Linked DNA regions of Homo sapiens: region 1 is linked to region 2. A link is a loop called in an ENCODE intact Hi-C map of the cell type or tissue named here. Cell type or tissue: adrenal gland. All regions are shown on one strand. Each heading gives the region's core, and the rest is flanking DNA. Links, peaks and the distances in the headings are about the cores only.

What was found. Peaks named below come from ENCODE experiments on the same cell type or tissue, not always from the same donor. Only the 100,000 strongest peaks of a DNase experiment are listed, where the experiment ranks them.
Region 1: it touches region 2 in a loop (5-fold over the local background); 22 of 110 quality-filtered maps call a loop at or near these places.

The regions. Positions count from the first base shown.
Region 1 is chrX:57,568,072-57,577,485 of GRCh38, forward strand. No RefSeq gene overlaps it. Among named protein-coding and RNA genes, the nearest start is that of ZXDB, 19 kb to the right of the region's middle. In adrenal gland, for the core only: a CTCF peak has its summit at 5,893 (motif pointing right); no DNase peak of the experiment used is centred there.
Region 2 is chrX:57,924,853-57,934,266 of GRCh38, forward strand. It overlaps the pseudogene MYCLP2. Among named protein-coding and RNA genes, the nearest start is that of ZXDA, 19 kb to the left of the region's middle. In adrenal gland, for the core only: a CTCF peak has its summit at 4,761 (motif pointing left); no DNase peak of the experiment used is centred there.

The DNA of each region.
Region 1 (9,414 bases), core at 4,346-6,845, 360 kb before region 2:
CCCAAACAAATTTACAAGAAAAAAACAAACAACCCCATCAAAAAGTAGGCAAAGGATATGAACAGACAGTTCCCAAAATAAGACATTTATGCAGCCAATAGACACATGAAAAAATGCTCATTGTCACTGGCCATCAGAAATATACAAATCAAAACCACAATGAGATATCATCTCACACCACTTAGAATGGTGATCATTAAAAAGTCAGGAAACAACAGGTGCTGGAGAGGATGTGGAGAAATAGGAACACTTTTACACTGTTGGTGGGACTGTAAACTAGTTCAACCATTGTGGAAGTCAGTGTGGTGATTCCTCAGGGATCTAGAACTAGAAATACCATTTGACCCAGCCATCCCATTACTGGGTATATACCCAAAGGAATATAAATCACGCTGCTATAAAGTCTCATGCACACATATGTTTATTGCGGCACTACTCACAATAGCAAAGACTTGGAACCAACCCAAAAGTCCAACAATGATAGACCGGATTAAGAAAATGTGGCACCTATACACCATGGAATACTATGCAGCCATAAAAATGGATGAGTTCAGGTCCTTTGTAGAGAAATGAATGAAGCTGGAAACCATCATTCTCAGCAAACTATCGAAGGACAAAAAACCAAACACCGCATGTTCTCACTCATAGGTGGGAATTGAATGATGAGAACACTTGGACACAGGAAGGGGAACATCACACACCGGGGCCTGTTGTGGCATGGGGGGAGGAGGGAGGGATAGCATTAGGAGATATACCTAATGTAAATGATGAGTTAATGGGTGCAGCACACCAACATGGCACATGTATACATATGTAATAAACCTGCACGTTGTGCACATGTACCCTAGAACTTAAAGTATAGTTAAAAAAATTATAAATATATATATAAATATTTATATATATAAAAATATTTGTATATATATATAAATATTTATATATATATATATATATGAAAGAAATGTGTTTATTTAAAAGGGTTTTTTCTTCATTTGGTATTTAAATTTGGCAATGATATTTAACCTATAAGAATTATAGTACGATAATCAAATATTGAATAAGTATCAAGAAAGTATTTAGAATATAAGTATATCTCTTTCAATTTATTTTGAATGATTTTACAACTGATAGCACTTGCATTCCTATGATTGTACTTTTTTTTATTACACTTAAAATTCTGGGATACATGTGCAGAATGTGTCAGTTTGTTACATAGGTATACACGTTCCATGTTGGTTTGCTGCACCCATCAACCCCTCATCTATATTAGGTATTTCTCTTAATGCTATCCATCCCCTAGCCCCCCACCTCCTGACAGGCCCTGGTATGTGATGTGCCCCTCTCTGTGTCCATGTGTTCTCATTGTTCAACTCCAACTTATGAGTGAGAACGTGCTGTGTTTGGTTTTCTGTTCCTGTGTTAGTTTGCTGAGAATGATGGTTTCCAGCTTCATCCATTTCCCTGCAAAAACATGAACTCAATGTTTTTTTATGACTGCATAGTATTCCATGGTGTATATGTGCCACATTTTCTTTATGCAATCTATCATCGATGGGCATTTGGGTTGGTTCCAAGTCTTTTGCTATTGTGAAGAGTGCTGCAATAAACATAAGTGTGCATGTGCTTTATAGTAGAATGTTTTATAAGCATGGGTATATACCCAGTAAAGGGATTGCTGGGTCAAATGGTATTTGTGTTTCTAGATTCCTGAGGAATCGCCACACTGTCTTCCACAAAGGTTGAACTAATTTACACTCCCACCAACAGCGTAAAAGTGTTCCTATTTCTCCACATTCTCTCCAGCATCTGTTGTTTCCTGCCTTTTTATGATAGCCATTCTAACTGGCATGAGATGGTATCTCATTCTGGTTTTGATTTGCATTTCTCTAATGACCAGTGATGATGAGCTTTTTTTCATACGTTTGTCAGCCATATAAATGTCCTCTTTTTGTCTGTTGATATACTTTGCCCACTTTTTGGTGCAGTTGTTTGTTTTTTTCCTTGTAAATTTGTTTAAGTTCCTCGTAGATTCTGGATATTAGCCCTTTGTCAGATGAATAGATTGCAAAAATTTTCTCCCATTCTGTAGGTTGCCTGTTCTCTCTGATGATAGTTTATTTTGCTGTGGAAAAGCTCTTTAGCTTAATTAGATCCCATTTGTTAATTTAGTCTTTTGTTGCAATTGCCTTTGTTGTTTTAGTCATGAACTCTTTGCCCATGCCACTGTCCTGAATTGTATTGCCTAGGTTTTCTTCTAGGGTTTTTATGGTTTTAGGTCTTACATTTAGTCTTTAATCCATCTTGAGTTAATTTTTGTATGAGGTGTAAGGAAGGGGTCCAGTTTCAGTTTCCTGCATATGGCTAGCCAGTTTTTTCAACACCATTTGTTAAGTAGGGAATCCTTTCCCCATTTCTTGTTTTTGTCAGGTTTGTCAAAGATCTGATGGTTGTAGATGTGTGACGTTATTTCTGAGGCCTCTATTCTGTTCCATTAGTCTATATATCTGTTTTTGTACCAGTGCCATTCTCTTTTGGTTACTGTAGCCTTGTAGTATAGTTTGAAGTCAAGTAGCATGATGCCTCCAGCTTTGTGTACCTGAAAGTGTTGGGGAAAATGGAACCAAGTTGGAAAACAATCTTAGGATATTATCCAGGAGAAGTTCTCCAACCTAGCTAGACAGGACAGCATTTAAATTCAGGAAATACAGAGAACACCACAAAGATACTCCTCAAGAGGAGCAACCCCAAGAACCATAATCATCAGATTCACCAAGGTTGAAATGAAGGAAAAACTGTTAAGGGCAGCTAGAGAGAAAGGTCAGGTTACCCACTAAGGGAAGCCCATCAGACTAACAGCTGATCTCTCGGCAGAAACCCTACAAGCCAGAAGAGAGTGGAGGCCAATATTCAACATTCTTAAAGAAAAGAATTTTCAAACCAGAATTCCATATCCAGGCAAGCTATGCTTCATAAGCGAAGGAGAAATAAAATTCTTTACATACAAGCAAATGTTGAGCCATTTTGTCACCAGCAGGCCTGCCTTACTAGAGTTCCTGAAGGAAGCACTAAACATGGAAAGGAACAACTGGTACCAGCCACTGCAAAAACATACCAAATTGTAAAGACCATCAACACTATGAAGAAATTGTATCAACTAATGGGAAAAATAACCAGCTAGCATCATAATGACAGGATCAAATTCACACATAACAATATTAACCTTAAATGTAAATGGGCTAAATGCCCCAATTAAAAGACACAGACTGGCAAATTGAATAAAGATTCAACATCCATCAGTGTGCTGTATTCAGGAGACCCATCTCATGTGCAAAGACACACATAGGCTCAAAATAAAGGGATGGAGGAATATTTATCAAGCATTGGAAAGCAAAATAAATAAATAAATAAATAAATAAATAAGTAGCAGGGGTTGCAATCCTACTCTCTGATAAAACAGACTTTAAACCAACAAAGAAAAAAAAAAGAAGAGCATTTCATAATGATAAATGAATCAATGCAACAAGAAGAGCTAACTATCCTAAATATATATGCACCCAATACAGGAGCACCCAGATTCATAAAGCAAATTCTTAAAGACCTGCAAAGAGACTTTGTAGACTCTCACACAGTAATAGTGGGAGATTGTATCACCCCACTGTCAATATTAGACAGATCACCAAGACAGAAAAATAACAAGGATATTCAGGACTTAAACTCAGCTCTGGACCAAGCTGACATAATAGACATCTACAGAACTCTCCACCACAAATCAACAGAATATACATTCTTCTCAAAACCACATACCACTTATTCTAAAATTGACCACAGATTGGAAGTAAGACATTCCTCAGCAAGTGCAAAAGTACAGAAATTATAACAGTCTCTCAGACCACAGTGCAATCAAGCTAGAACTCAGGATTAAGAAACTCATTCAAAATCACACAACTATATGGAAACTGAACAACCTGCTCCTGAATGACTACTGGGTAAATAACGAAATTAAGCCAGAAATAATAAGTTCTTTGAAACCAATGAGAACAAAGACACAATGTGCCAGAATCTCTGGGACACGGCTAAAACAGTGTTTAGAGGGAAATTTATAGCACTAAAACCCCATAGGAGAAAGCAGGAAATATCTACAATCAACACCTTAACATCACAATTAAAAGATTTAGAGAAGGAAGAGCAAACAAATTCAAAAGCTAACCGTAGTCAAGAAATAACTAAGATCAGAGTAGAACTGAAGGAGCTACAGACATGAAAAACCCTTCAAAAAATCAATGAATCCAGGAGCTGGTTTTTTGAAAAGACTAACAAAATTGATAGATTGCTAGCCAGACTAATAAAGAAGAAAAGAAAGAAGAATGAAATAGACACAATGAGAAATGATAAAGTAGATATCACTGCTGATCCTGCAGAAAGACAAACTACCATCAGAGAATACTATAAACACCTCTATGCAAATAAACTAGAAAATCTAAAAGAAATTGCTAAATTCCTGGACACATACACCCTCCCAAGACTAAATCAGGAAAAAGTTGAATCTCTGAATAGACCAATAACAAGTTCTGAAATTTAGGCAGTAATTAATAGCCTACCAACCAAAAAAAGCCCAGGACCAGATGGATTCACAGCCAAATTCTACCAGAGGTACAAAGGGGAGATGGTACCATTCCTTCTGAAACTATTCTAAACAACAGAAAAAGGACTCCTCTCTAACTCATTTTATGAGGCCAGCATCATCCAGATACCAAAACCTGGCAGAGACACAACAAAACAATACAATTTTAGGCCAATATACCTGATGAACATCTATGGGAAAATCCTCAGTAAAATACTGGCAGACCAAATCCAGCAGCACATCAGAAAGCTTATCCACCACGAACAAGTTGGCTTCATCCCTGGGATGCAAGGCTGGTTCAACATATGCAAATCAATAAACATAATCCATCGCATAAACAGAACCAATAACAAAAACCACATGATTACTTCAATAGATGCAGAAAAGGCCTGGGATAAAATTCAACTCCCCTTCATGCTAAAAACTCTAAATAAATTAGGTATTGATGGAACATATCTCAAAATAATAAGAGCTATTTATGACAAACCCACAGCCAATATCATACTGAATGGGCAAAAGCTGGAAGCATTCCCTTTGAAAACGGGTACGAGACAAGGATGCCCTCTCTCACCACTCCTATTCAACATAATATTGGAAGTTCTGGCCAGGGCATTCAGTCAAGAGAAAGAAATAAAGGGTATTCAAATAGGAAGAGAGGAAGTCAAATTGTCTCTGTTTGTAGATGACATGATTGTATATTTAGAAAACCCCATCATCTCAGCCCAAAATTTCCTTAAGCTGATAAGCAACTTCGGCAAAGTCTCAGGATACAAAATCAGTGTGCAAAAATCACAAGCATTCCTATACACCAATAATAGACAGAGAGCCAAGTTATGATTGAACTCCCACTCACAATTGCTACAAAGAGAATAAGATACCTAGAAATACAACTTACAAGGGATGTGAAGGACCTCTTGGAGGAGAACTACAAACCACTGCTCAATGAAATAAGAGAGGATACAATCAAATGGGAAAACATTCCATGGTCATGGATAGGAAGAATCCATATGGTGAAAATGTCCATACTGCTCTCCAGAGTAATTTATAGATTCAGTGCTATCCTCATCAAGTTACCACTGACTTTCTTCATAGAATTGGAAACAATCACTTTGAATTTCATATGGAAACAAAAAAGAGCCTGTATATCCAAGATAATCCTAAGCAAAAAGAACAAGGCTTCAGACAAATTTTGCCATTAAGTATGTGTGGTGATTTCCTGGATGTCAGGGCTGAGCAAGGAAAAAGTCATGACCAGGAGATGGCAGTAGCACACAACGTGGTTTATTTGGGTGGCCCTTTGAAAGGTTTTAGGAGAGGGGAACTTCCCTCAAAGCAGGAGACCTTCCAGAGAGAGGCAGCAGCAAGAGGCCACCACCCAGAAGAGGAAGAGTTCAAGGCAACTTCCAGTGAAGAGAAGAATTGGACAGGAGACTTACGTGTCTATGGGATGTTACTCAGCAGCCTGGTGTGGAGTCTCTGGGTCAGAGAGCTCCCATGGGCATCAGAGGCTTGAGGCTTTTTTCCAGCCCCAGAGTATGTCCTATCTACAGCTAGCAGATGGTGTGTCTGGTTTTACAGAGGGTGCAATGTGGGTGGGTTCTAAATGGCTAAAAATGTGCTTATTGAGGGCCATATTTAAAGCAATTGGATGTGTAAACATTTGATTTGAGTTCCAATGAGCTTTGAGCTAATGGTCTTAGCCATCTCTGAATATAGGTGACAAGATACATGGCACAATCTAAAGATATTAAACCCACTTATATAACAGTCCATGCCTTGGCCCCATGTTATTCTACAATCTAAGTTGTATGCTATTTCACGGCGTTTGAGTTGGGAGCCAGCGATGAAGCGTCCCCAAGACCCAGAATGCTATAAGGCTACAAATTAGGATTTTAAAGCCAGTTCTCAGCCAGTCTGCCCACTTGGGCAGCCAGTAGAATAGATTAGAAAAGGAGACAATTTTGATTTGATCAATCCGTTTAGTCAACAGAGTGGCATTTATATCCCCTTTCCTACATGACCCCAGCTATCTGTAAAACTTGGTATTATCTACACACATGCAGGAAGATAATTTTAGCAAGCATACAGCCCTCGTGCCCTCCAACCCCTCCAGCAGCCAAATACCTGACCTAGGGCTATGCAGTTATCTCACACCATAGCCCCTAAAGTACAGTGAGATTCAGCAAAGAGTTTTGGTCCTTGGGCTGTTTATCTAATTTGTGTGGGTAATTCCTTCAACATGGCTATCTGTGTTTCTCTTAATTGTGGTGTGCTGTTCCACACACATGCTGTTCCTACTGCCTCCAAAATTAGTGATCCTAGGGAAGTTAGTACCATGAAGAACTATTTGGAAAGCTCATTTGTGACATTGGGGAGTTGCAGCTAATGTGGTTTGGTGGCGGCAAGTACTTGGCGGAGGGGGTTCCACTGTTGAATAAAATTCTACTGGAATTTTGCACCAATCCCAAGTGCAGGAAATATTCTTCAGGGTTGGATGAGGAGAAGATTGTGATAGGGAAGCCATCTGATTCCTTTACAGGACCACCAGGCTCCCTGGCTGCCTGTATTCTCTGTGTTCCACTGAAGGGAAGTTCACATGGCTTCGTGAAGTTCCAGAAGTTCCAGGTTGTGTTAATAGGAGCAGAAAATGGTATAGTCAAACAAGCTTGTGTTATCCACCTTGCATTCAGCACCTGGGTTAACTAAATTTGTCGTGGGCTCAGCCCACCATTGTCTATACATTTATGTGAGATAAGCCTCTGGATAAGGTTGTTGAATGTCAATGGTTAGGGGAATCGGCTCATCTAAATAAGTGAGGTATATGATGCAGCGTTGCCAGGAAAGAAGTATTACACTATGTTTTCTAAAATCAGGTTGGCAGAAGCAAACCCTGCATTAGGTTAGATTTACCATCTTATATGTTGCTGTGGCTAAGGCTATAGGCACGTTTGGTGTAGTCGGCAATTGCATGTTCCTCCTTGCTGTGACTGTTGTGTGTTGTGCTTGAGTTTCCTGTTGATTGCCAATAATAAATAGTATTGATGTGTTCCCATGAGTGTGGGATAGGTTTTGTAGGTGCTCTTGGCAGTCCAAGAAGAACGTTGTTAGTCTAACCACACAACAAATTAGATCCTGAATTATGAGGCACTTGCATATGAGTGAACAAAACAGGTGAACCAAGTATTTTTTTAAAAATAGACATCGGCCGGGCACGGTGGCTCACCCCTGTAATCCCAGCACTTTGGGAGGCCGAGGCAGGCAGATGATGAGGTCAGGAGTTCCAGACCAGCCTTGCCAATATGGTGAAACCCTGTCTCTATTAAAAATATATAAAAAAAAATTAGCCAGGTGTGGTGGCATGCTCCTGTAGTCCCAGCTACTTGGGAGGCTGAGGCAGGAGAATCACTTGAACCCAGGAAGCAGAGGTTTCAGTGAGCCGAGATCGCGCCACTGCACTCCAGCCTGGGTGACAGATCAAGACTCTGTCTCAAAAAAGAAAAAAAAATATATCAATTGTATCAAGGCATAGGTCCCTTTTATGTTCCCTTGTATTGCAACATTATTGTGTTTCAGTGGGGGACCAAATACTTTATGGACTCCATTTTAGGGGAAACTTTCATGGGGAAGAGGTTTGTATACCTTTAATAACCTCAGGAGTGGCCCCTTGGGAGGTGGCAGTGTGACTACACCAATAAATTTCCTCCCAAGTACTCATGGACATAAAGTGTCTACTGAGACACTGGAGACTACTAGAGGGGGACGGGGGAGGGGAGCAAGGGTTGAAAAACAAACTGTTGGGTACTATGCTCAATACCTGGGTGATGGGATCATTTGTACCCCAAACCTCAGCAACATGCAATATACCCAGGTAACAAACCTGCACATGTGCCCAATGAATCTAAAATGAAAGTTGAAAAAGAAATGAAAAGACATACAAATGTTTTAATAAAGATGAAAAACATTCCTCCCAAGTTAGTTTCACTACAGGTCTTCTCAGTATTGTTTCTATCTTCTGTAGTTTTGGAGTGTGTATGGATTTTAAGGAGCCCCCAGAAAAGTAACACTGGGCAACAACTTCCCTCAAATATTTTCTAAGTTTTTAATGATTGTGGCTTTGGTAGGCCTGTCAAATTTCATAATAGCTATAAGCAAATAGCTATCAATGTGGGTGGAGAAACTCCCATGCAAAGAGTAGTTAGATTTCTCCATGGGATCAAATATGGTTTTTGTAAGAATTGTCTTTGCTGTGATACCCATGAGCTATGATTTGTTCACTGTGGGCAGCCAGCATTGCAATTGCTGTAAAGTTCTCTTCCTTTGAGTTTTATGTAAAACTTGCAGTTGGTGTATTGAGATTAGGTTAGGGAAGAATTCCCAAGCTGGTTGTACTGTGTGTGTGTGTGTGTGTGTGTGTGTGTGTGTGTATTTTAAGAAATGTCTTGGCCCAGGTAATGTGTAGTATGCATTACCTTCCTGGTATGCATTGATTAGCAACTAGTGAGGAGGTCCATGGTAAGGTTCACTTGCCTGCTTGGCTAATACAATTTCTTTCCATCTCAATAGTGGGGCTTCTAATGGAGGCAGAGAAAGATCATTATAATTAATAGGAAAAGAAGCCAATAGTTGTAAAGGTATACACTGTGGGCGGCGATTGCATTTATTATCATTCCAGGGATCAGAAAAAGCTGTCATTTTATCTATGCAATCCTGTAGGGCTTGTGGGTATTGGATCTGGATTATAGCATTTTAATGCTATAAAACATTAGCATTAATAACATTAGTGCCAATCACAAGCA
Region 2 (9,414 bases), core at 3,260-5,759:
AACAATGTAGTAATTCCTACACAGGCTTACTCTTGGCTTACCCACGAAAGGCACCAAGCTCTGCTAATGTTATTGAGGAACTGATAAAATAGTTTGTATGGCCTTTGGGAGTACAAAAGTTACACAAAGTTATCCAGTCAGATCAAGACTCTCACTTCTCTGCAAAGAAGATTCAACCATAGGCATTACCAAAGAACACTGCTTGGATTTCTCATTTATTCTCTGGTCCTACAGTAGCAGGTGTCACAGAATGACAGAATGGGTTTTTTAAAACAAGGGATATTGAAAGAACATGCAGGACAATAGCATTCCCAGTAGCCAAAAATACTGCCCATAGTCATGCTTACATTAAATCCATACCTCTCTGGCATAACCGCACTGTATTTTAATTCACAGCAAATGAGGAGACCACCAACAGAGATGCTGCAACCTCTGGTGATGTATGTACCCACTGGACACAACATGATTTACTAGTATTAACAAACATGCGGGCCCTGAAGTGATCGCCCACAGCAAAGGAACTTGGCTCTTTCACCTCTTGCTTCTTCCTCATAGAAAATCCAGAGCCTGGTCATTTCTTTTCCCCTCAATCCTGACAAGGATCTGGCATGGACCACTCACTCTGGGTGCATTCTCAGTCTTAGTCTGTTCATTACCCAGAATAAAACTAGTAAACCACCCACCACCATCTGGAGAGGGAAGCATCCTCATTTTCTGCCCATGTACTTTGCTCCACTAAGGGCACTATGGAACAAACTTTGACCTGCTCTGGACACCCAGGAGATTGAACCAACAACCCTTGTATCCGGTAACACCATTTGGGTGACTCCCAGAGGACAATCAGATTCCCTACTGCTGGCTGCAAATGACCTCCAACATTTATGCCTATGCTGTTGTTCTGCCCTTTCCTTACCTGAGAAAGTTCCTACCTTCACCAATGTCAATTATACCTCGATTGGTGGATCACCCTATCCCTGGTAATCCACACCCTACTGCTGGCAGAGTATGTATGGAAACAGCATGCCTCATACACACCACAGGGACACCCAACATAGGTCAGACTGGGAACAAAGGGAACCATGCTCCCATTTCACTGGGTCAGTCCACAGACATCAGCACTGAGGTTAGCACTTCTCCTCCTCTCTCTACTACCACTTAGTAACATCCTTCCAGCTAAGTCAGATTGTACAATTTCACTTGTGACTCATAGATGCCTTCTAAGCTCTGTGGGCCGCCTTTTCCTTCACATCAGATGATACCCACTATTATTAACTCATGTGCCATTAAACAAATGGAGCAATGGGCCACTATCTATTGAGCCTCGTTTAAGGAATGCCCAGAGATAGTATGCACCAAATATTACAACCAGGATGCTTGTGATTGGTGTTGTTATTAATACTATAATCCAGATACAATACCCACAAGCCATTACGGGATTGCATAGATAAAATGATAGCTTTTTCTTATCCCTGGAATTATAATAAGTGCAATCGACACCCACAGTGTATACCTTTACAATTATTGGCTTCTAAGGCAATGCATACTACATGACATTACCTGGGCCAAGACATTTCTTAAAAAAAAAATCACACACACACACACACACACAAAACAACCAGCTTGGGAATTCTTCCCTAACCTAATCTTAATATACTAACTGCAAGTTTTACATAACACTCAATGGAAGTGAACTCTACAGCAATTGCAATGCTGGCTACCCACAGTGAACAACTCATAGCTCGTGGTGTCACAGCACAGACAGTTCTTACAAGAAACATATTTGATCTCAGGGAGAAATCTAACTACTGTTTGCATGGGAGTTTCTCCACCCACATTGATAACTATTTGCTTATAGCTATTGTGAAATTTGTCCAAAACCACAGTTATTAAAAACTTAGAAACTATTTGAGGGCAGTTGTTGCCCAATGTTACTTTTCTGAGGGCTCCTTAAAAATCCATACACACTCCAAACCTACAGAAGACATAAACGATAATGAGAAGACATGTAATGAAACTAACTTGGGAGGAATGTTTTCATCTTCATTAAAACATTTTTATGCCTTGTCATTTCTTTTTCAACTTTTATTTTAGATTCATTGGGCACATGTGCAGGTTTGTTACCTGGGTATATTGCATGATGCTGAGGTTTGGGGTACAAATGATCCCATCACCCAGGTATTGAGCATAGTACCCAACAGTTTGTTTTTCAACCCTTGCTCCCCTCCCCCGTCCCCCTCTAGTAGTCTCCAGTGTCTCAGTAGACACTTTATGTCCATGAGTACTTGGGAGGAAATTTATTGGTGTAGTCACACTGCCACCTCCCAAGGGGCCACTCCTGAGGTTATTAAAGGTATACAAACCTCTTCCCTATGAAAGTTTCCGCTAAAATGGAGTCCATAAAGCTTTTGGTCCCCCACTGAAACACAATAATGTTGCAATACAAGGGAACATAAAAGGGACCTATGCCTTGATACAATTGATATCTTTTTTTTTTTTTTTTTTTGAGACAGAGTCTGGATCTGTCGCCCAGGCTGGAGTGCAGTAACGTGATCTCGGCTCACTGAAACCTCTGCCTCCTGGGTTCAAGTGATTCTCCTGCCTCAGCCCCCAAGTAGCTGGGACTACAGGAGCATGCCACCACACCCGGGTAATCTTTTTTTTTTTTTCGTATTTTTAGTAGAGACGGGGTTTCACCATATTGGCCAGGCTGGTCTGGAACTCCTGACCTCGTGATCTGCCCACTTCGGCCTCCCAAAGTGCTGGGATTTCAGGCATGAGCCACTGTGCCCAGCTGATATCTATTTTTTTAAAAAATACTTGGTTTACCTGTTTTGTTCACTCATATGCGAGTGCCTCATAATTCAGAATCTAATTTGGTGTGTGGCTAGACTAACAACGTTCTTCTTGGACTGCCAATAACACCTGCAAAACCTATCCCACACTCATGGGAACACATCAATGCTATTTATTATTGGCAATCAACAGGAAACTCAAGCACAATGCACAACAGTCACAGCAAGGAGGAACATGCAATTGCCAACTACACCAAACGTGCCTATAGCCTTAGCCACAGCAACATATAAAATGGTAAATCTAACCTAATGCAGGGCTTGCTTCTGCCAACCTGATTTTAGAAAATATAGTGTAATACTTCTTCCCTGGCAACGCTGCATCATATACCTCACTTATTTAGATGAGCCGATTCTCCTAACCGTTGACATTCAATAACCTTATCCAGAGACTTATCTCACGTAAATGTATAGACAATGGTGGGCTGAGCCCATGACAAATTTAGTTAACCCAGGTGCTGAATGCAAGGTGGATAACACAAGCTTGTTTGACTATACCATTTTCTGCTCCTATTAACACAACCTGGAACTTCTGGAACTTCACAAAGCCATGTGAACTTCCCTTCAGTGGAACAGAGAATTCAGGCAGCAGAGGGAGCCTGGAGGTCCTGTAAAGGAATCAGATGGCTTCCCTATCACAATCTTCTCCTCATCCAACCCTGAAGAATATTTCCTGCACTTGGGATTGGTGCAAAATTCCAGTAGAATTTTATTCAACAGTGGAACCCCCTCCCTCAAGTACTTTCCGCCACCAAACCACACTAGATGTGACTCCCCAATGTCACAAATGAGCTTTCCAAATAGTTCCTCATGGTACTAACTTCCCTAGGATCACTAATTTTGGAGGCAGTAGGAACAGCATATGTGTGGAACAGCACACCACAATTAAGAGAAACACATAGCCATGTTGCAGGAATTACCCACAGAAATTAGATAAACAGCCCAAGGACTGAAACTCTTTGCTGAATCTCACTGTACTTTAGTGGCCATGGTGTGAGATAACTGCATAGCCCTAGGTCAGGCTGCTGGAGGGGTCACAGGGCACAGGGGCTGTGTGCTTGCTAAAATTATCTTCCTGCATGTGCGTAGATAACACCAAGTTTTACAGATAGCTGGGGTCATGTACCAAAGGGGATATAAATGCCACTCTATTGACTAAACGGACTGGTCAAAACAAAATTGTCTCCTTTCAAATTTATTCTACTGGCTGCCCAAGTGGGCAGATTGGCTGAGAACTGGCTTTTAAAATCCTAATTTGTAGCCTTATAGCATTCTGGGTCTTGAGGATGCTTCATCGCTGGCTCCCAACTGAGACTCCATGAAATAGCATACAACTTAGATTGTAAAACAACATGGGGCCAAGGCATGGACTGTTAAATAAGTGGATTAATATCTTTAGATGGTGCCTTGTATCTTGTTCCCTATATTCAGAGACAGCTAAGACCATTAGCTCAAAGCTCATTGGAACTAAAATCAAATGTTTACACACCCAATTGCTTTAAATATGGCCCCCAGTAAGCACATTTTTGGCCCTTTAGAACCCACCCACATTGCACCCTCTGTAAAACCAGACACACCATCTGCTAGCCGTAGATAGGACATACTCTGGGGCTGGACAAAAGCCCCAAGCCTCTGATGCCCATGGGAACTCTCTGACACAGAGACTCCACACCTGGCTGCTGAGTAACATCCCATAGACACATGAGCCTCCTGTCCAATTCTTCTCTCCTTTGGAAGTTGCCTTGAACTCTTCCTCTTCTGGGTGGTGGCCTCTTGCTGCTGCCTCTGGAAGGTCTCCTGCTGTGAGGGAAGTTCCACTCTCCTGAAACCTTTCAAAGGGCCAACCAAATAAAGCATGTTGTGTGCTACTGCCATCTAATGGTCATGACTTTTTCCTTGCTCAGCCCTGATATCCAGAAAATCAACACACATACTTAATGGCAAACTTTGTCAGAAGCCAAGATAGTGGAGAAACAATGGTCAGATATTGTTGAGATAATTGTCCATGGCCTTTCTACATTTATTGTAACAGCTTTTGTCTCTAACTATAGTTTGAAGAATACTTGTATGTCAACATTTGACTGGCTGCTCCTCATTTCTCCTGTGTGATTTGGGGCAGAGGGCAAGGGGAATTAATGCAAACATGAACCAAAACAAACTCTGACCCAAGAATCTCATATATTCTGCCAACATCTGTGAAACTGAGGTATGCTAGTTTGTGAGCTTGCAAGTAGGGTACAGTCTCAAACTCTTCACATTTCTTGCCAATTTTGGTAATGAAGATGAAACATAGCATTCTGGAAAGTGATAAAACAAGGGTGCTTCACTGGCCTGGTTAGGGGATATGAGAAGACTCCTCGGGATTGGAGAGCAAATGCTTTTTCCCGAATGGATTGGCACTAAGTGCATTAAAGGCCCTTCCCCACTCACTCTCCTACCTATTAATGAAGCTGAGGGGCAGGATGCAGAATTAAACCAAGCTGTTTGAATCATGGTTTGGTTGTTGTTCACTCTCCTCTGCATGGGAGGAAGAAGGGATGATGTCATGGTGCTGAGTCAATGACTTGCCAAACCTGAATAAGTGGCGTCAGCAGTGAAGATATAGAGTTTTCAGTGGAAAAAAAACCATCTGAAGTTTGTTTGGTTGAACCACACTGCTGGCTACTGGAAACCAAATGCAAACATGCCTTGCTTACTAGTATAGACAGAGTCTTTTCTCTCTCTCTCTCTGCATTTCCTAACTCCTGGTTCTCTTCCTTTTCTCACTTCAGGTGCTATAAGAAGAAAGATGATTAGTGGTGAGCCAGAAGTCTCTCTGTCCTCAAGACAGACTAAAAGGCATATGCATGGTAGGGTACTTCAGGAAAGGGACGGACTCACATGTTCACAGAACTGTTACATATAATCTCCCATGACACTATCTTATCTGATTTTCTGGGGAGTGGAGGGAAGGGGTAATAGGTATGAGGTAGATGAAAGCACCAAGACTGTGGAGCAGAGCTGCTGGGGAAATCAAGGGACAGAATGGAAGAATCCCTGAGCCCTTACAGTTCTGCACAAATGGAGGTACACAGGAGAGGATTTAGCATACAAGCTGGGGCAAAGAGCCAGAGGGATTACAAAAAAGGCTTACAGTCCCCACCCCTCGCCTCATCCCAAGACTCCCCTGCAATCCCTACATTCTGGCCTGGACATAGGGAAATCCCCTAACAGCTCTTGCTGTAACCCCTGAAATTCCTGTAGTGAACTCTAGGTCTGAGTTCATTTAAGGGAAAAAAGTCCAGAAAAGCAATTGTTGGGGTTTGGGCATGGTTCACAGTGGGGTTTGGAAGCCAATATGACTTTGTACAGGGACGCCTTTGGGAAAGTTGAATAAACTGTTCTTGTTGCTTCTACTTATAAATGGCAGGATTTGATGGGTCATATGCTTGTAATTTCTCATTCTACAGGTCTCATATAAAGTCATCCCCATCACAGAGAGACAGAGGTAGAGGGAAGTGTTAGTGGAACAAACTCCAATGAGATTTGTCAGCAGTGGTTGGCTCAGGATTTAGCATTAGTGTCTCTACCTTCTAATGTTCAATATTTTCACTATATACATAATAATTGTGTCAGCTGGCCGGCTAGAAGTCTCAGTCTCAAGGGTCCTCAATGCAGTGTTATTACATATCTGTCAGCAAGGGTGGCTGATTTATGCTCCCAAATACAGGGGCCTGCTTGCCAAGTAATCTCTTGGGACTAAGCAGGCAAATTCACAACATTAGATCCCTCTAACAGGAAAAAATTGACGTCTCTTCATACAACCTGCCACCGAAAAAGAGGCTCAGAACCTCAATCAACTCCTTGAATATTACATACAGGACAAATCTGTGTAACTGATGATTTTGCCGATGGGGGCACCTGGCAAGGGGAAGCAGTCAACACCCAGAGAGATCCCTTGGGGAACTGGACTTGTTGCCTCCCTAATATGGCTACAGGGTACATCCCTTTTGAAAAGCAGCTAATGGCTTGCAATTGGGATTCTGTCAAAACTGAACAATCGATTCATGGAGAATTTGTTACCATCTGGCTCGATATTTCCATCTTTGAGTTGGTCAACTCAGACTCAATGACTAGCAGGTAGGAAGGGGTCAATAAGCTTGGCTTATGAAATGGAAACGGTAAAATCAAGAACAGTCATCTGATCCCACAGACATTTCTTTTTTATTATATTTATTTTCTTCATGTTTGAGAAATATTTTTTGTCAAGATGTCCCAGAAGGCAACATTTTAAAATTGGGCAATCAATAATACAAAATTTCAGATAAACTTGCCTTTCCAAATAAATCAGACCCTTGAAACAGAAGAAGCACCCAAGGGTTTCTTTTTTTTCTTTTACAAAACAGTTAACTCCACTTTGCAAAATGCGTACAAAAATACAATATATTAAAAAGACTGCCCCAACATAATACCCAACAGCAGCTTATAAAACCAAGCTATTCATGTAGGACATTAGTAACCTACACCTGGCCTGTTCTCCCTCCATAGACAGTTCCAGAAGTCAGTTGGTTCCTGTAAACTACCATGCTCCTGAAGGGTAGAGAGGCTATTTCAAAACATCCTCTGGGATTCTCTGAGGCCACGAAGCAACCTCAGAAAGAAACCATTATGGAAAATAGATTTGAATGTAGCAGCTGGTTTTCCAGAGCCACAGATAGTACTTATCACCCCCCATCCCTTTCCAAATTCAGAACCATCAAGCACCTGCTATTTTGGGCAGAGTTCTGGAGGGGCTTGTCCTTTTTCCAGGACAGGGTTAGGGGTTCCTGAGGTTACCCACATGACAACTGCTGGGCTGGATGTCTTTCCCGGAATGGAGGCTGTACCTGGATTCTCCTTGGACATGCAGAGTCCAGCTGGGGCAAAAATCCATCATGATTGGCTAAGCAGAGCTCCTGCAGGCTCCTTTAAAACATACCAGGAAGCAAGTCCACCTTCTGGAAAAGAAATATGACTCATGGCAGGCTGGTAGGGAGCCAAGTATGCTGCAGACCCCACAAGTTCCTTGGAGATGCCCAAGGTGGACGTGTTTGCATGGTTCCGGTAGAATTTCACACTCATCAGTCAAAGATTGAGATGAGAGCTTCATGGAAAAGAGGAAGCGGTACAGTTCTCCCTTCTGAGGTGACTTACATCTGCCTTGAGAAGAGATTATAAGATGGGTGGCCTCAAGTGCCACTCGGACAGGGAACAAGTTCAGGAGCCAGGACTCCAAGATTTCCTCAGGCCCCAGGCTAGGATCCCCACTTCCCTGTAACTTGGGGAAACATTTCTAACCTGTGGGAAAGGATGCTGTAAAGCCCATTGCACAACAAAGGCAAAATGAAACAAAAGTCTCTCATGAGGACAGAAAGGTCCCTTCATCAGAGAAGGCCCAGAGAGCTCTGAGACAACGAACCTAGAGTGCAAGCTCTTTAAATGTTCTCAGGGTCTCAGCATTGAAACTGGAAGGAGAGGTGTCAGCTAATATCACAATATATACGTTAAAGGTTTCCAACTCCTCAGATACTGTAAAGTGTCTGACAGTGAAGCAATGGTCATGTTGATCAAATCTTCAAGCTTGTCATCACCCAAGACAGCTTGTGTGTCTCCTGGAAAAAAAAGCCACAGCGAGAGTGCTGTCCAGGCCCAGCTGTCCTTGCATGACCCCAGACATACCAGGGAGCATTCTAGCATCACCCCAGAGATACCAGGGAGCATTCTTTCCTAGTCTAAGGCTCACGCGGAGTGTGAGATTTCATGCAGGCTGGAGTCCCCGACAACATACACCACCTGTTGCATAGTATCTGTCAGCCTTTTCTTCGGAGCTAGTGAGGTAAACAGACCCCAAATCTCCTCAGTCAGCTATCTGCTGAGAAGCCAAAGGCGCCAGAGAAGACACAGCATGAGTCAGGGGAGAGAAAGAGCTGGGTTTCAAGGTTTCCAAGAATGCAAGCCCTTATTCTGTGTGTACTGGCTGCAATGCATTCTGGGACCTACTGCAAAGACTGTCCCGTCATAACCAAAATGTGAAAATTACTAAAGGGGAAGGGGAGGTCAAAAAATAAACTTGTGTCTTTGTAAGATAGAACAGTCAGGCTTTTTGGTCAGTTAGTAGCCACTGAGGTACGCAATTCATTTCTGCAATTGCTGTTGCTGGCGTTGGAGCTGCGTTTTCTCCATAGACATCTTTTTCTCGGTTCACGCCAGGTCTTGCAAGTATCCCAAGGCCTTGCTTAGGATCACTACCGTGGGGACCTTAGAGCAGCTGGCCAAGGTGGGTACCTGGTCCCTCAGGGCCAAGAACTGAGAACGCGCAGGTCATTCCACCTCTTGTGCTGCAGGAAGCTGTGGCCCTTCCTCTTGGTCACATCCTCAGTGTCAGAACTGGCAGCACTGGGCAGCCTTGCTTTCTATAGGTGAGGGGCTCACAATCCCCTCATCCTCCTCATCTTCCGTTTCCCCTGGAGCATCTCCCTCCAGAACCTCTTCTTGGAGACCTCTCTCTGGAGCCTCTTCTTGGGAGCAGCTTTCTGGAGAAATATGG